2 separate regions of the Homo sapiens genome follow, and region 2 is linked to region 1. The links are chromatin loops, found by intact Hi-C in ENCODE. Cell type or tissue: PC-9. All regions are shown on one strand. Links, peaks and the distances in the headings refer to the core of each region. The heading gives the core; the rest is flanking DNA.

Evidence for each region. Peaks named below come from ENCODE experiments on the same cell type or tissue, not always from the same donor. Only the 100,000 strongest peaks of a DNase experiment are listed, where the experiment ranks them.
Region 2: a loop joins it to region 1, with 9 times the contacts of the local background. A loop is called at or near these places in 9 of 110 quality-filtered maps.

Annotation. Positions count from the first base shown.
Region 1 is chr4:37,448,777-37,456,676 of GRCh38, reverse strand. It overlaps PGCKA1 (PDCD10 and GCKIII kinases associated 1), which reads right to left and starts at 2,752. Exons shown (of 4, transcript NM_001104629.2): 1 at 2,637-2,752. It overlaps LOC124900691 (a long non-coding RNA gene), which reads left to right. Exons shown (of 3, transcript XR_007058098.1): 1 at 1-41; 2 at 1,087-1,197; 3 at 1,583-2,360. It overlaps NWD2 (NACHT and WD repeat domain containing 2), which reads right to left. Exons shown (of 7, transcript NM_001144990.2): 7 at 7,214-7,900. In PC-9, for the core only: CTCF peaks have their summits at 3,339 and 3,551; DNase peaks (open chromatin) are centred at 2,796 and 3,526; H3K4me3 peaks cover 1,812 bases.
Region 2 is chr4:37,525,393-37,533,292 of GRCh38, reverse strand. All of the region lies in intron 1 of PGCKA1 (PDCD10 and GCKIII kinases associated 1), which reads right to left. Among named protein-coding and RNA genes, the nearest start is that of PGCKA1, 75 kb to the right of the region's middle. In PC-9, for the core only: a CTCF peak has its summit at 5,039; a DNase peak (open chromatin) is centred at 4,952.

The DNA.
Region 1 (7,900 bases), core at 1,417-6,416:
TGGTGTCTCTGGGTCTACGCACATGATGTCTCCAAGGCCAGGTCAGGGTTTTATTAAATTTTGTAGAACCACTTGTACACTGAACAGAACAGAGTTCAGCACTTCTGATAAAGTTTGAGTGAGATACAATATTCCTTTTGTCATTTGTTAATATTCATTGCAGCTCTGGAACATCTTTTCTACAATGCCTGACAACACTGAGTCAGAGTTTTAATTTTCTGTTTCAGGACACGTATTCATTGGCTTGGTGTTTTACGTATGTTTTAGGAAAGGATTATTTGATAATCTACAGTCCTGAAGATTTTAACTAACCTCTGTGGGACTATGATATTCTCGGGTGAAAAGGGTACAAGTAGATGAGCGATTTCATTTTCAGTTTATTCTCTTAAATAGCAGTCAGAGTAAGAAAGGCTACAACTGGAGACACAGGATGGCTCAATGGTTAAGAGCAGGCACTCGAGAAAGACTACATCTGACCTGCACATAGGTGAAGACTCCAAGTCGGCTTCCCCTAGGATGACCCCTTTAACTCAACTCTTTTCTACACACCTACAAAGTCTCTCTGTAAGCATGTAATCTAATGACCAAAAAGAATGACCAAAAAGAAAATCTGCCTAATGACCAAGAAAGAAAAGCAGGACATAGGTACTAGTTACTATTTAACCAAGACTGTAAAAGATCCCAAGATTCAGGGTTACCAGAAAAATTGTGTAACTAGGGGAATGTGAAACACAGTCTAGGGAGAGGAAACCTAGCTACTGGAAGGCTGGTATTCAATTATTTGGAAACTGGCGTCTATTCCAAGAAGCACCGTGAATGGGCTTCCGGGCACCAAGAGCGGGCTGTTCTAGGAGGAAAGGGGCCGGCCCTACCTGTGCTCTGCCCTTGGGCTGCAAATGGATTCTGGCCGGAGCTTAGCCAGGTTGTATTTCCGGCTCAGAGAGGGTCTGGGTGGGACGTCAAGGGAATCATTCCATGTTTAGGATAATGGAACGTGTTGAGTTGGTATGCAAGGTTTTGTCTTCAATCCCAGATATCCAAAAAGCTCTTTGAAACACAGGAAAGATTGGCCCTATTTCTCTTTAGGTATCATTATTTATCTAAATCTCCGGAGCCATTGAGGACCAAGATCATACTTGCTGAATAAATGCACGGAGCAGGATCAGAGGATAGACACAGAATGGGCCAAGAAGAGAAGTAAGCCACACCTTCCCTTCCTGTCTCAGCATCTGTTCCATTTCTGCTCAGTGACCCAGGCAGCTTGCTGTTAGCTGACTCTTCACACTTTAGGGAAATACAAATAACTCCAGAACTTAACTTTACCTTTGAGCTTCAAATTGTTTCAATTATGTACCTTGTTTCAATTATCTGCCTCCTGACAGTGTTTCACAGCTGGGACCAGTAAGGTGGTCTATGATCTTTAACATCTGTCTTATCCTTCCTAAAATAGTATCAACTGAAGGATTAAATGGGGAAGGGGGAGGGGTAGGCAACAAATATAGACTCTATTATGTTTAAAAGCAGTAACCGCTTTCCATTTCTTTCTCATTCAACTCTCAAATGCTTCTCTTCTTTTCTCCAGATATTATTCCTCATAAGAGCTTGCTTGATTGCAACCACCAAGGACATCCACAAACCAGGGCAAGAAGGACCATCCGTAATTCTTTCCCATAAATAGTGACAGGAAGAAAATAAACGCCCTATTCTTCAATGATTTGAACCACCTCTGGAGCACAAACTTTCTCTAAATTCACAGGGCAAATATCCATCATGGGGCAGGTATCTATGCTGCCATGGAAAGTAACATAAAATGTACTAAGTCATCACAGGGAGTTTTAATTTTGTTTTTAAGGTCAATTGCCATGCTGGGGTAAAAAGCATTGATCCTTGCCTTTTATCACCGGAAAAATTCTTCACCAGTACTTTGTGAAAATCTCGCCTCATCAGGGCTGCCAAGGTCAATGCAACCTAAGTAACCAAGCTGGGAGATGCTTGCCTAATTATTAAATATTTAGCAAACAGTTTGTGACTATTTAACTGTTTGCACCTGGCACCCTCTTTTCACTACGTGAGGCCTCCTGGCACCCTGACCTCTTCCCCCACCCCTACCCACTGCCCAGGCCGCCAGCACCCCTGGGGGGCAAATACCGGGACCCAAGGGCATTTCAAAGAAACAGCAGAGGTCACATTCCATTTCCTTTTTATTAAAAAACATACTTAAAATGGGGGAGGAGGGCACAGATCTAAGGTAAAATCTCTTGCAGTTTTTTCAAGTTCGCATGCACCGTTGAAAGTTCATTAGTTAGGGATTTAAAAGCAAAAATGTTTCACACAACCAATTAAACGCCAAGCTTTACAAACGCCTTGGTCTTTGGTTTTGGGAATCTGTAAAAGTCCGCCTCCCCCCACCCGAGTTTTGCCCCTTTTAGAGCCCCTTTGTTGAATTACGTGACTTTTCCCGAAGTCATCAAACTTTGAATTGCGTCTCTAATTTTTTTTTTCAGGGCAAAAGCAAATCAAGAAATTAAACTTAAAAGTAGGCGACTCGGAGAGAAGTGGGGGAAAGCTCGCCCCAAAGCCAAGTTCCGCAGGACTAAAGCCCTCTTTGCGCGCGCGGGGCGGGGGATTGTCCCTACCTGGGGCCAGACGGCGGCGGCGGCGGCGGCGGCGGGGTCCCGGCGCCCATGGCTTCGCCGGCCTCGGGCAGCCGCGCCGGGAGACGCTAGCGGCTCCGCGCTGCCCTGAGCCCGCCGAGCTCGCAGCGGCCGCCCCAGCGCTGTCATTGGGCCCGCGCGTCACGTGGCCCGGGCTGCGGGTGAGCCTTCCCGACACGCGTAACCCTTTACCTGCACGCCCCGAGGATGCGGCGGGGCTAGGGCTCGAAACCCTGGAGTACGATGTCCGACATCCCCGGGGCCGGGGTGGCAGTCCCGGGCGCACTGAAGCAGAAAATCCACGCGCTTGTTGGCCTCTGAGCACAAACGACCGCGCCAACCGCCTGCCATCACGGGAAACTCCGGGGTGCTTACTCCAATGTTGCGCTGGAGAGAAGGGAGCTTCCTATGATCAAGGGACTGGAGTACGGGGATACACAAAACAAATGCACCCGCTGGCAAATAGTTGTGTACTCCCAAACCCCGAGAACTTGGCATTTTTCAGTTTCCTCCTTATTTCTGGCATTCGCCGCCTAGACCTGCTGTGAGTTCCATGGCCAGCCCTGTATGAGCTACATGGACCTAGAAACAGCGGGGGCGCCACCACCACGATAAAAACCAGGGAAGTTGCACACACTCGCCTGCACCCTAAAGGCCCCAGGGGGAGTTCAATGAACTCCTGGTTCCCCGTCCCCTCCTCACCCACTCCCCCTCCATCCCTTTCTTTTCCTGAGGTCTTAGGGCATTGGCCACAAGACTGCATCCAATCTACTGAGTTCCACATTCGTAGCTGTTACAATCCATATACCTAAGGCGGGTGGAGAACTGACTCTGCTTAAGGACTGGACATTCTTTTCACCTGTGCTCCAAAGCAAATGCTGAGCTTGCCAAAAAAAGTGTTAAGCAACTGCGCCACCTAGCTTACCCTCTTCTCTCTTCTTTTCAACTCATCCAGCAAGAGAATAAAATAGGATATTGGAGAGGCATCTGGACAGAGTATTATCTAAGGATGGACATAGTGTCCTTGGGTTTTCAATGTATCTACTTTAATGATGCCAGCCCCATTCACATGATATTTGCCAGGCTTTTGAGAATTTGAACACTCCATTTTTTGAATCCTTCTAATTTTGCAGTGCTGGGATTGCACGCTGTAAAGTGTTAGATTTTTGCAGGAAGTTATATGTGGTTTTACATCCTTTGTCACAATGAACGGCACTCATGTCCAACTTATAGTCGACACTTAATTGTCTACAGGATATTGATACATTTATCAAGTAGGTTATCTGTCGAAAAAGGGGTTGGTATTTGTATTGGGTTTCATTTTATTTATTTATTTATTATTATTTGAGACAGGGTCTGGCTGTTGCACACAGGCTGGAGTGTGATGCGATCTCAGCTTACTGCAACCTCCTCCTCTGGGGATCAAGGGATCCTCCCACCTCAGCCTCTGGAGTGCCTGGGGCTACAGGCTCATGCTACCATGCTCGGCTAATTTTTGTATTATTATTATTATTATTACTATTATTATTATTATTTTTGTGGAGACTAGGGTGGGGGTGGGCTCTCCTAAACTTGCCCAGGCTGGTCTTGAACTCCTGAGGTTAAGCAATCCGCTCGCCTCGGCCTCCCAAAGTGCTGGGATTGCAAGCTGAGCCACCGCGCGCCCCAGCCTGCCTTAGATTTTAAAGTGCAGTTCCTAGACTAATAGCATCGGCATAATCTGAGAGAATGTAGTAAAAATGCAAATTCTTGGGACCCACCCCAGACGTATTGATTCAGAAATAGTTGGGGAGGGAGGGTGAAGAAATCTGTGTTTTAGCAAGTGGTACCTACTCCAGTTTGCGAACCGTTGCTCTGAATATGCACAGGTAGCTGGCGAAGTTCCCCTCATCTATTAAATAGTAAGGGCTGGCATTCTATAAAGCTAGAGGTGCTGCTTTTATTTGTATCCCTAGATTACCAGTTTTATGTAATCTGTCATGTTGATACACTGAAACTGAACCCTCCATGTGTCCATACAACGTGTAATCTGTACTTCTTGCAGATCTCTTGGAATGCCAAATTGAGATCTGAGGGGCCCTTGTAAAACATATGGAAGAAAAACCTATGGTTTCTTGATGCACACCAGGGTGAAAACACCATGATTCACTTCATTTTTTAGGTGTGCCCATGTTTTCACTGACATGTAAATTGTTCCCAGCCAATGAGTCATGAAAGATAGGAAAGCTAATTTTTTTGAGTGGATTTATCAACATGGTTCCAAATTTGTGAAAGAGTTCTAAAAAACAAACAACATTAAAAACATTATGGTATCCGTTTATGTTATAGCCCAAAAAACTCCCCACACCATATTAGGCATTGCAGTAAGGGCTCCTTGCAATCCATTGCAATCTCCTTACTGAGAAAGAAAGAACTGAGTGGGTTTTTATTTGAGTTTTCTCCATGGGATAGATAGACTATTTCTAATGGGCTAGATGGATGTCTTACTTTTAAACTCTCTAGGTCCAAGTTTGTTTTGTGATTTTCCCCCACTTTCATCCCCTGTTCACTTTACATTTGTAATTCTATCTACTCAATTCCAATTGGAACTGGAATTATTTGAGTTTTCCCTCCCCTTCATCAAACACCTCTATCCATTAAGCCCTGAAATAAATCTTGAATTGCCCCTACTCTAAGCAGGTTCTAAGATCAGGTTCTAACACTTTCTAACTGAGATCATGGCCATGGTCTTTACTGGTCTCCCAGCTTCTGATCTTTTCCATCTGAAAGCCATCTGACAAAGTAACTGCCCTTCCCCAAAACTTTTTTTCCCAGCTCCCTGTTGAAACCAGCGCAATTTTCCAACAAGCCAAATGCCCATAGCACTGAAGCTTGAGAAACTTACACCTGCTGCCTGTTGACCAATTCCTCTTCCTTAACCCTCCCTAATTCCTGTTTTCCTATAGGAGGTTACAGTGAGATGCTAGACACCTGCTGCCTATTGAGCAACTCCTCTTCCTTGCCCTGCCTGTTTTCTCCCCCCATATAAACCCCAACTTTAGCCAGGGGAGATTCAGATTTGAGTCTTGTCTCCTGTCTCTGGCTGATATCACCCATAATAAAGCCTTCTTCCCTGACAATACTCATTGCCTTAGTGATTGGCTTTCTGTGTAGTGAGCAACAGGACCTAGGCTGGGCCCCTGGCTTTCAGTGACACTATTGACTACTGAATAAAGTCTAAAATCCCAACAGCATTTGAAGTCGCCTGAAATATGCTTCAATGCCCATTTTTGCTCATGCAGCTTCCTTTACCTGAAATGTCTCTCTGACATTGACAGCTAAGTCCTAATTATTCTTCTAGCCTCAGCTCTATCTCCTCTGGGTCAACCTTTTCGATATTCAGGTAGTGTTAATTGCTCCTCTGTAGTGTATCCTCAGCACCTGGCTCTCACTCTTACTAACTTTGAAATCAGTCTCATCTGGTTTAGCTGTGTCTCTTCTAGACTGTAGGGTTCTGGATGGCAGGAGTCATGCGTGACTTTTCAAATCATTCCAGGATCTAGCATAATGCCTTGGGCATAGCAAGCATACAGTGTTGACTGTTGTGTTCTTGGCTCTAGGAAAGAAGATATTTAAACAAACTCTATTTATTTGAAATGCTTTTTTGCAAATATTTATTAACTTCTCTACATTTTCTTTGAGAACTAAAAGGAGAGGGGTTTAGCCTTTTCAACCTAAAGATATTACCCTTTGTAAGTAATGGAATTGTTTTCAGTGGTGGTAAATTTTGAACACGTTAGTCTCAGCCATGTGATGCAGGCAATAAACCAGAATAATTTATTTTCGTAACACATTAAAGTTTCTCTGAGAACAATTATTTCATGACAACTAGATACTAGCTTTCAGATTATTTCCTATGTATCATCACTTAAGCTCACCAATACTCCTCTGTTTCTGTTTTTTAAAAATATTTTTTGGTGCGTGTGTGGATTCTCAGATCCAAGAGGCAAGAGATGGAAGAAAGGGCATGTGGGAAGGCTCCCCTTGGTCCTGCTCGTTCGCGCAAAGGGAATTTATGAGAGAGACAACTCCTCAGTCATCACCCTTCTTCTCCTTCCTCCCCATCCTTCTATTAATGAATTCATCAACTATTTCTGTATACCTGAAAAACGTGAGAGTTTGCAGCAAATTTCAGTGATCTTCAGAGCTAGCCCAGTCTCCCACCTGCAAGTTAGAAAACACCTTGCAGGTCATTATTGATCTCTAAGTGCCTACTAGATACTAAATGCTCTGTTTTGATGTACTTTGAGAAAGTTAAGGAAAAAGACACTGAGAGTGCACTGAAATCTTGTTCAGCTATTCTCCCTGGACCCGTTTCTAGGTTTCTTTACCTATACATTTGGAATGCTAACAGTACCTACTTCACAGGGCTGTTGTGAAGTTTAAATGGCTTAGTACATGCAAAGCTCCAAGTACAGTGCCTGGTGCAACATAAGCAGTAAGCATGAACAGTTATTATTATTACTGAAGGTCTCTAATCACATCTGCCAAAAATGGGGGAGAAAAACAGCACGCCAATCTAAGTAGTTTATCTTTTATTCATACAAATAATACATACACAAGACTGTATATTGTTTGAAGACTGAAATAATTTTCTAGTGTAACAACTCTGTAACAAAATTTAACTAAATGTAACATTTATGAAAATATAAATCTCTGATTGGGTAATTCTTCCCAACGATACAAAGTTTACATAAAAACATTCAATATGAGCTATCAGTTGCAAACAAGTTAGGAAAAATCATTCAAGTCACTTGTATACTCTATTGGCTTTTACATAGAACATTCACATACTACATTTAATCCATCTAGGCATTTAATTCTTAGAAATGTGTGGCATGGAGGTTCAACTGATAATGACAGGAATGAGAATGTGTTGCCTAAAGAGCTCAAAAGCATAGACTCATATAATCAACTCCAGGTGATCTGTATGTGGTTTGCCTTCTCTGGGCTACCACCTCCCTGGCTAGTAGCTAAACCATAAGTAACATACTGAAAAACATCTTTCACTATGGACCTGGGTATTTTTATCTGAATCACATCTTTGAACGCTTACATGTTAAACTGCTTTCCAAGAGGAAATACAATTGACCTGGATTCTCTATGGGTTACATGAATTTATTTTTCCTATTAGCATCAATAATCATGATGTTGCTGAAGTTTTTCTTATACTGCTTCCCAATGTCCCTATGAGGGCTACAGCAGAA
Region 2 (7,900 bases), core at 1,967-6,966, 76 kb before region 1:
CTTAAATTCCTAATTTTCAATCCTTAATGTTTTCTTAGCTGGAAATATTAACATGTAAAGTGCATTAACTTACTGTTCTTTGGGGAAAAAAAATCCTACTGCTTAAGCCAAAGATACTTGGAAATAGATACTATTTTTTTAAATAATTATACATATTTTATTAATGTTTTAATTTTTAAATTTCTATTTTTCCATAAGCTATTGGGTGTACAGGTGGTATCTGGTTACATACCAGATGATTTGTGAGATTTTTGGTGCACCCATCATCAAAGCAGTACACACTGCACCACATTTGTAGTCTTTTATCCCTCGCCCCCCTCCCACTGTTCCCCCCAAGTCCCCAAAGTCCAGGAGATGGATTCTATAATCTTCTTTAGCAAAACATAGTACATACACACACTACAAAAATGCATGACATTTCATAGAAGCTTATCTTCAACTTGCTTTTGGGTAGTTTGAAGACTTCTTGACAGTATTCACTCCTGCTAGTGGACGAATGGGAAAAATATTAAAAGCAGTCAGCATACTTTTTAGCTTCTCTTTTTAAACAACAGGATTAAAAGCTATGTTCCTATTCCAACTGTGTTCAAAATGGTGCCTTTGTTTTGGGGAAGGTATGATTTTACTCTGTGGTTCTGGCAGGTGCAAAGTTTGCAGACCAGTTATACCTTACAGCTAGTGGTCTGGCAAATGTTTTACAACTGGTTCTATGGAAAAAAAATGCTTACTGTAAATAAAGGATGTGTACCACATAGTTTACAAATAATAGTATTTTTAAAAATAATAAATTCCATTTAGAGGACTGATTTCACAGAATGCTTTCAATGAGTTCTGCCAGCCTTTTCTATCCATAGTTAACCTATAGTTTCAACTGATGAGCAGGTATAGTTCCCACATGAATGCTGGTTCACATTTTTGTTTAACAATTTAGAAGAAAGTGAAACAAAGAACATATATGTTGGAATTACACTCATTTGTTAATGACATGAGCAAATTCTTTGGTGAATCAGATAATAGCTTTTGAATATTGGAAGAAAAATTTCCTTTTTCCCATGTAGCAGCTGTAGACTTAACACACTTTTAAGTTTAATTTGCATTAATAATTTCTTCATTCTTAATTGTAGACAAGCAACAAAATGATAAATCAAGCATTGATTTATCATATTTGCTGATTTCCATGGTGTAAATGCTCCTGCCATAGCTAATTTCAAGCTAGCAATGTTAAGTCACTGAACATAAAGTTGGAAAGGATGTATGGTAGCACCCCATTACATAGTATTTCCACAACACAGATATAATAGATGTCAATTACCTCCAAAGCATGGACAATAGTAAAATATTTAGGAAGTGACGAGTGTTGAGTATTTCTTTACTTCATTCTTTTTTTTTTTTTTTTTTTTTGAGACAGATTCTAGCTCTTTCGCCCAGGCTGGACTGCAGTGGCGCTATCTTGGCTCACTGCAAGCTCTGCCTCCCGGGTTCACGTCATTCTCCTGCCTCAGCCTCCCGAGTAGCTGGGATTACAGGCACCCACCACCACGCCCGGCTAATTTTTTGTATTTTTAGTAGAGATGGGGTTTCACCATGTTAGCCAGGATGGTCTCGATCTCCTGACCTCGTGATCCGCCCGCCTCGGCCTCCCAAAGTGCTGGGATTACAGGCGTGAGCCACCATGCCCGACCTACTTCATCCTTAATATGATTTATTTAATTATACTTTAATATATTTTAATTTTTAATATTATAAAAATCTCACAAAATTTCTGAAATTCCAAAATCCTGCAGCCAGTCCTGGCTGGCTCTGACAAAAGCTTTCTGGGTTCTGAGCTTGAAGGGCAAATGCATTTCCCAGACAATTTTCTCTCAGCCACATACCACTAACCTCCAATTAACAGTGACTCTAAGGCCCAAGTTCCCCTGCTATGAGTTAATCAGTCCAAAGGGTATGGGATGTCTGGTATGAAGTTTCCAGCGAGTACTAACATTTAGTCATAAGCATGTGGGAAAAAAATGTCTTTACCATAGTCATGTGACTTTGAGGCAATCCTCAGTTTCCTTACCTGAGAAGGAAGGATGTAGAAGGGGAAGAATGTGGTTCTGAGGGATGCTATAAGGATTACAGACAACGCATATAAAGTTCCTAGGATAACGCCTCAGATAAAGTAGATGTCAATAATTCAATGTTTATCATTAAGACAGTAACAGGTCACTGTAAAGATTTCATTTCTGGACACATATATGTCAGTCAGGTGAGCTACTTCCTTTCCTTTAACAGAGAAACAGTTTTTTTTTCCCTTTTCTTTGCTTTTGAGACAGAGTCTCGTTCTGTCGCCCAGGCTGGAGTGCAGTGGCACTCTCTCGGCTCACTGCAACCTCTGCCTCCCGGGTTCAAACCATTCCCCTGCCTTGGCCTCCCAAGTAGCTGAGATTACAGGTGCCCACCACCACACCACACCCGGCTAATTTTTTGTATTTTTAGTGGAGACGGGGGGCTTCATCACGTTGGCCAGGCTGGTTTTGAACTCCTGACCTCAAGTGAACCGCCCGCTTAGGTCTCCCAAAGTGCTGGGCTTACAGGCGTGAGCCACCGTATCTGACCTGAGAAATAATTTTCAAACGTGACTGACAGATGAGTGGGTTTGAGAAAAGCCCAGTGGCAATCATTCTTCTTTGAGTATTACCTGGCTCCCAAGCATTTTTTTTTTTTTTTTTTTTTTTTTGAGACATAGTTTCACTTTGTCATCCAGGCTGGAGTGCAGGGGCATGATCTCAGCTCACTGCAACCTCTGTCTTCTGGGTTCAAGCGATTCTTGTGCCTCAGCCTCACAAGTACCTGGAACTACAGGCGTGCGCCACCATGCATGGCTCATTTTTATATTCTTTTGGTAGAGACAGGGTTTCACCATGTTGGCCAGGCTGGTCACGAACTCCTGACCTCAAATGATTCACCGGCCTTGGCCTCCCAAAGTCCTGAGATTACAGGTGTGAGCCACCATGCCCAGCCGGCATTGCTATTTTCACCTCTTCTTGGAAAAACAACAACAAAAAAGTGAAGATAAATTTATAATAGAAAAGATCCAATGGGTAAATTCCAACAGTAAATGTTAGGAATCACAGGTTGTCTATTACGTGCTAGAAGTTAGGAAGACTCAGATGCCTTCTGTGTAATTAGCATGGGTAACAGATGCATCCTGTTTAGATGGAAGATAAAAAGTTTTAAAGAGTTTTTAGAACATTTATCATTACTTTTGGGATTCCAGGCCTTTTTTGATCCTTTACCTACCCCACTTCTTTTTTTAAAGCAGACATTTAAAGAACAAAGCAAAACAATGCAAATACAAAAAGGCTTACATTATTTTTTAATATGTAAAATCGAGATAATAATACCTATCTTATAGGTTTGTTGTCTTAAAGGAACTAAAGGATTTAGTCCAGGAATGTGTCTAGCACACTGCCTGGGGTGAACACTGAATGACAGCATTGGAGGTAGCACGGTACTTTCTTCCATCCTTTTAAATCAACTCAAGGTTGGGGAAGGGGGCGGCTACAGACGAAAACACCGATGAAAGAGCCAGCTTCCCCCATCTTCTATGGGAGCAGGTAGCAGGCTGAACTAATTTGATATTTTCCCCTCCGGAATAGAGTATGTTCTTCCAAGAATAAAAAGAACAGCCCACCTGTGATAGTCATTAACCAGATAAAATCTTGAGGAAGAGATTCTAAGTCTCCAATTATCCTTTTACATACATTTATTCTTTATTTTGGATTCTAGGGACACCAAGGGTTAATTGATAAGTCATAGGCAATTTCATCACATACTGAGTTGCAAGCACAGGTGGGATAATAGAGCCACTGGGAATTAGCCTAACCTTAAAATATAAGATATTTATAGCATCAATAGTACATAATCATATGATTGGGGAGAAAATACAAAGGAAGAAATACATACGAGTCTTAAAGCTAGAAATATTACAAGATTTACTAGCTTATAATTTGAAGTACCTAGATGTAGGATAAATATATTTATGCAATGTATTATTGAAGACAATTCAATATGTTTCCAGGGAAATTGCAGAATTTAGCCTAGAAACATTTTAAGGCATAAGGACTTTAGGTAACATATTGTTAAATTTAGCATAATTCCATTTAGAGATTTGAGTTCTAGCTGCTGTGTCATCATGCTTTATAAAACTTAAAGCTAGATTTCTGGCTGGAAAACATTCTAAATTGAAATAAAAGCACAAATATGATAAACCAAATATTGTTAAGTTGTTAAAGTTAAAATCTCTAACCATGAGTATTGAGCCAGATTACCTAAGTTGAATTTTCTGAAGTAATAGTATGGGTTTGTATATATGTACCAAGCTTAAGCCGGAACAAAGCAGGAATTTTTCTCTGGTGGTAGAATTTACATAATGTACACTAGGAGAACTGTTCATGAGAAAAGTTCCTTAAACTATAATGTTTTTAAATTTAAATACTCACTGCTATACAATTGTATGTGAATTTGGAAGGAATGCAAATTACATTTATGGGATCAGTCTTCCTACTTTAACCCTTGAACTCTTGCTACCGCAGACTATAGTGGGACGATTCCTGCCTAGGAGAACAATGCATCAATCAATATGGGTGTCCTCCTCTCTCTGGGCAATTGCAAAAGAGCTGGCTTTTTTTTTAGTTTTTAAAAAATTTTCAAGGATTTTTAAAACCCACCTAGTGCCAGGCGTTTGTCCTCATCAGACTTAAACTGAAGCTCTTCTGTTAGTTCTTCTTTCTTTACCCCAAAGAGGTGCCCCAAAGGCTTGTCATCCCAAGGCTAAAATCCCAACAGTGTCTTAGAACTTCACACAGTTATGCAATCATTAAAAGCAAAACTGAAAACACAGCCCTGGGCCTTCTTGGGTGAGATGCGGCTGCAGGTTGGCTCTGTGGCTCACAGCTATTGCTTAACAAAACCAAACAGTGAGCACTAGATGTCGTGATTACATATTAAATAGTAGGAGCTGGATACCTTTCCTTGCCGAGGATGTGAATGACAACACAAAATCCCTGAGTCAAAGCTCTTCAGGGTCAAATATTACAATACTTTTCAACTATTAGTATTCAAGCAGTACTCAGAATAAAAACAAGCCCAGTGCTAACTTCCTGCTCCTGGAGTTGGTGCTCGAAATAATTAAATTCAGTGGAAATGGACAAACTCAATTTAAAAAATTTTGAAATGAAGCCAGATATCAGTATTTATGTTTGTACGGTCACACTACAAAGACACATTCTGAGAAAGGCAACATTAGGTGATTTTGTCGTGTGAACATCACAGAGCGTACTACCCAAATCTAGATGGTGTAGCCTACCACACACCTAGACTGCCTGGTATAGCCTATTGCCCCTAGGATACACATCTGTATGGTGCGTTACTGTACTGAATACTTTAGGCAATTGTAACATAAAAGTATTTTTTTTTTTTTGAGACGGAGTCTTGCTCTGTCGCCAGGCTGGAGCGCAGTGGTGCGATCTCGGCTCACTGCAAGCTCCGCCTCCTGGGTTCCTGCCATTCTCCTGCCTCAGCCTCCCAAGTAGCTGGGACTACAGGCGCCCGCCACCACGCCCAGTTAATTTTTTTTTTTTTTTTGTATTTTTTAGTAGAGACGGGGTTTCACTGTGTTAGCCAGGATGGTCTCAATCTCCTGACCTCATGATCTGCCCACCTCGGCCTCCCAAAGTGCTGGGATTACAGGCGTGAGCCACAATGCCCGGCTCATAAAAGTATTTATGTATCTAAACATAAATAGAGAAAAGGTACAGTAAAAATGCGGTATAAAAGTTAAGAGATGGTTCACCTAGATAGGGCACTTACCATGAATGGAGCTTACAGGACTGAAGTTGCTCTGGGTGAGTCAGTGAGTGAGTTTGAGTGAATATGAAGCCTAGGCTATTACTGGACACTACTGGAGACTTCATAAACACTGCACACTTAGACTACATTTATTTTAAAATATTTTTCTTTCTTTGATAGCAAATTAACCTTAGCTGACTGTAACTTTTTTACTTTATAAACTTTTTAATTACTAAAACGTTTTGACTCTTTCGTAGTAACACTTAGCTTAAAACACAAATACATTGTGTGGCTGTATAAAATGATTTTCTTTCTTTATAGTCTTATTATATATACTTTTTCCTTTTTTAATTAATTTTTTTTAATTAAAAAAACCTTTTTGTTAAAAGGTAAGACATAAACTCACACATTAGCTTAGGCCTACGCACGGCCAGGATTGTCAGTATCACTGTCCCACCTCCACATCTTGTCCTATTGGAAGGTTTTCAGGTTCAATAACATGCATGGAGCTATCATCTTGTATGATAACAATGTCTTCTTCTGGAATACCTCCTGAAGGACCTGCCTGAGGCTGTTTTACAATCAACTTTTTTTTTAAATAAGTGGAAGATGTACTCTCTCAAATAATAAAAAGTATAGCATAGTAAATACATAAACTTGTAACACAGACATTTATGATCATTGTCAAGTATGTACTATACATGATTGTATGTGCTATACTCTTATAAGACCAGAAGTGCGGCAGGTATGTTTACAACAGCATCATCACAAACACGTGAGTAAGGTGGTGTGCTATGATGTCACTAGGCAGTAGTAATTTCTCAGCTCCAGTATAATTTTATGAGATCCCTGTCACATATACAGTCCATAGCTGACCAAAACATCGTTATGAGGTGCATGATTGTTTATTATGGTTCATACTTTATGCTTATCCCAATGAAGTTTAATAATTGTTAGAACAAAGCTGTGAATTGATATGAGAAAATCTACACAAAATATACCATTTCCATCACTCAAGTCAGTCAGGCAATTTCTTAAGGTTTGTAGTCCACTGAGGTACTTTAGAATCTCAAAGCAACTATAGAATCCTACGGGCCAAGTGTTTGTAAGGTATTACTATGAATTTTAATAATTAAAAATGATTGATTCTAGACCTATATGTATCTAGCACTGTGCTAGCTATTGTAGAAGAATAAACAGTATATAACTCTCTCTTTCCAAGAATTTCATAATCTGATTAAGAAGCCAAATCCAACACACGAAGCAATTAGATAACTAAAGCACAAAACAAGATGGTGCTGAATTCTAGTGCGATAGTAATTCAGTCTTCAGCTGAGCTCCCGCTACATCTAGTGTCTGGGCTAAGGATTTGCTTGTGTCCTTTGCTTTGACATGTATAATTTACTACATCATAAACAGTATGATACAAATGTAGATTTTTGTTTATTAAACCCTTGGGGTAGTCAGAAATATACACTTTAGGAGTGAACAGCTAGTATCTAATCAGGAAGGTCAGACATAGTACTGGTTAATAAATGCAACTCCACTGTCCATTGATTAAGATATGAATTAATGAATGGCAGAAATGAGTTTTCATTGATGAAATTAATGGCTTATTGATCAGAAAAATAAATTCTAAAAACAGACACTACTTATGAGATTCAAGGTATAAATAGGCTTCCCTGACCCTGTATGAACAGGGAATAGTCATCGAGTGAAGCCTTTGGTGTGCTGCCTGAGGCTGGATTGGTCCTGTATCCTGCTGGTGGATTATATGATTTCTGGTGCCTGATGCTGAATTTAAGGGTAGTAGAATCCTATTGGGGAATATAGTTAAGCTGACTGCAATATATTTTCTGCAGAGTGGTGGTAGAAGAACCTAAAAGAATAAAGACTTGAGACTTCATGAATGTTTACAGAACGGACTGATGAATTGCTTAGGGCCTCCTTGCTAATACAGTTTAAAAGTATGTGTGTGGAGAATTTAGTCTGAAACTTGCTTTCATTATATCCTGGCAGGGACTACGTTGGAGAGTGGCTAATTCTCACCCACCTCATGCTTCCCTGT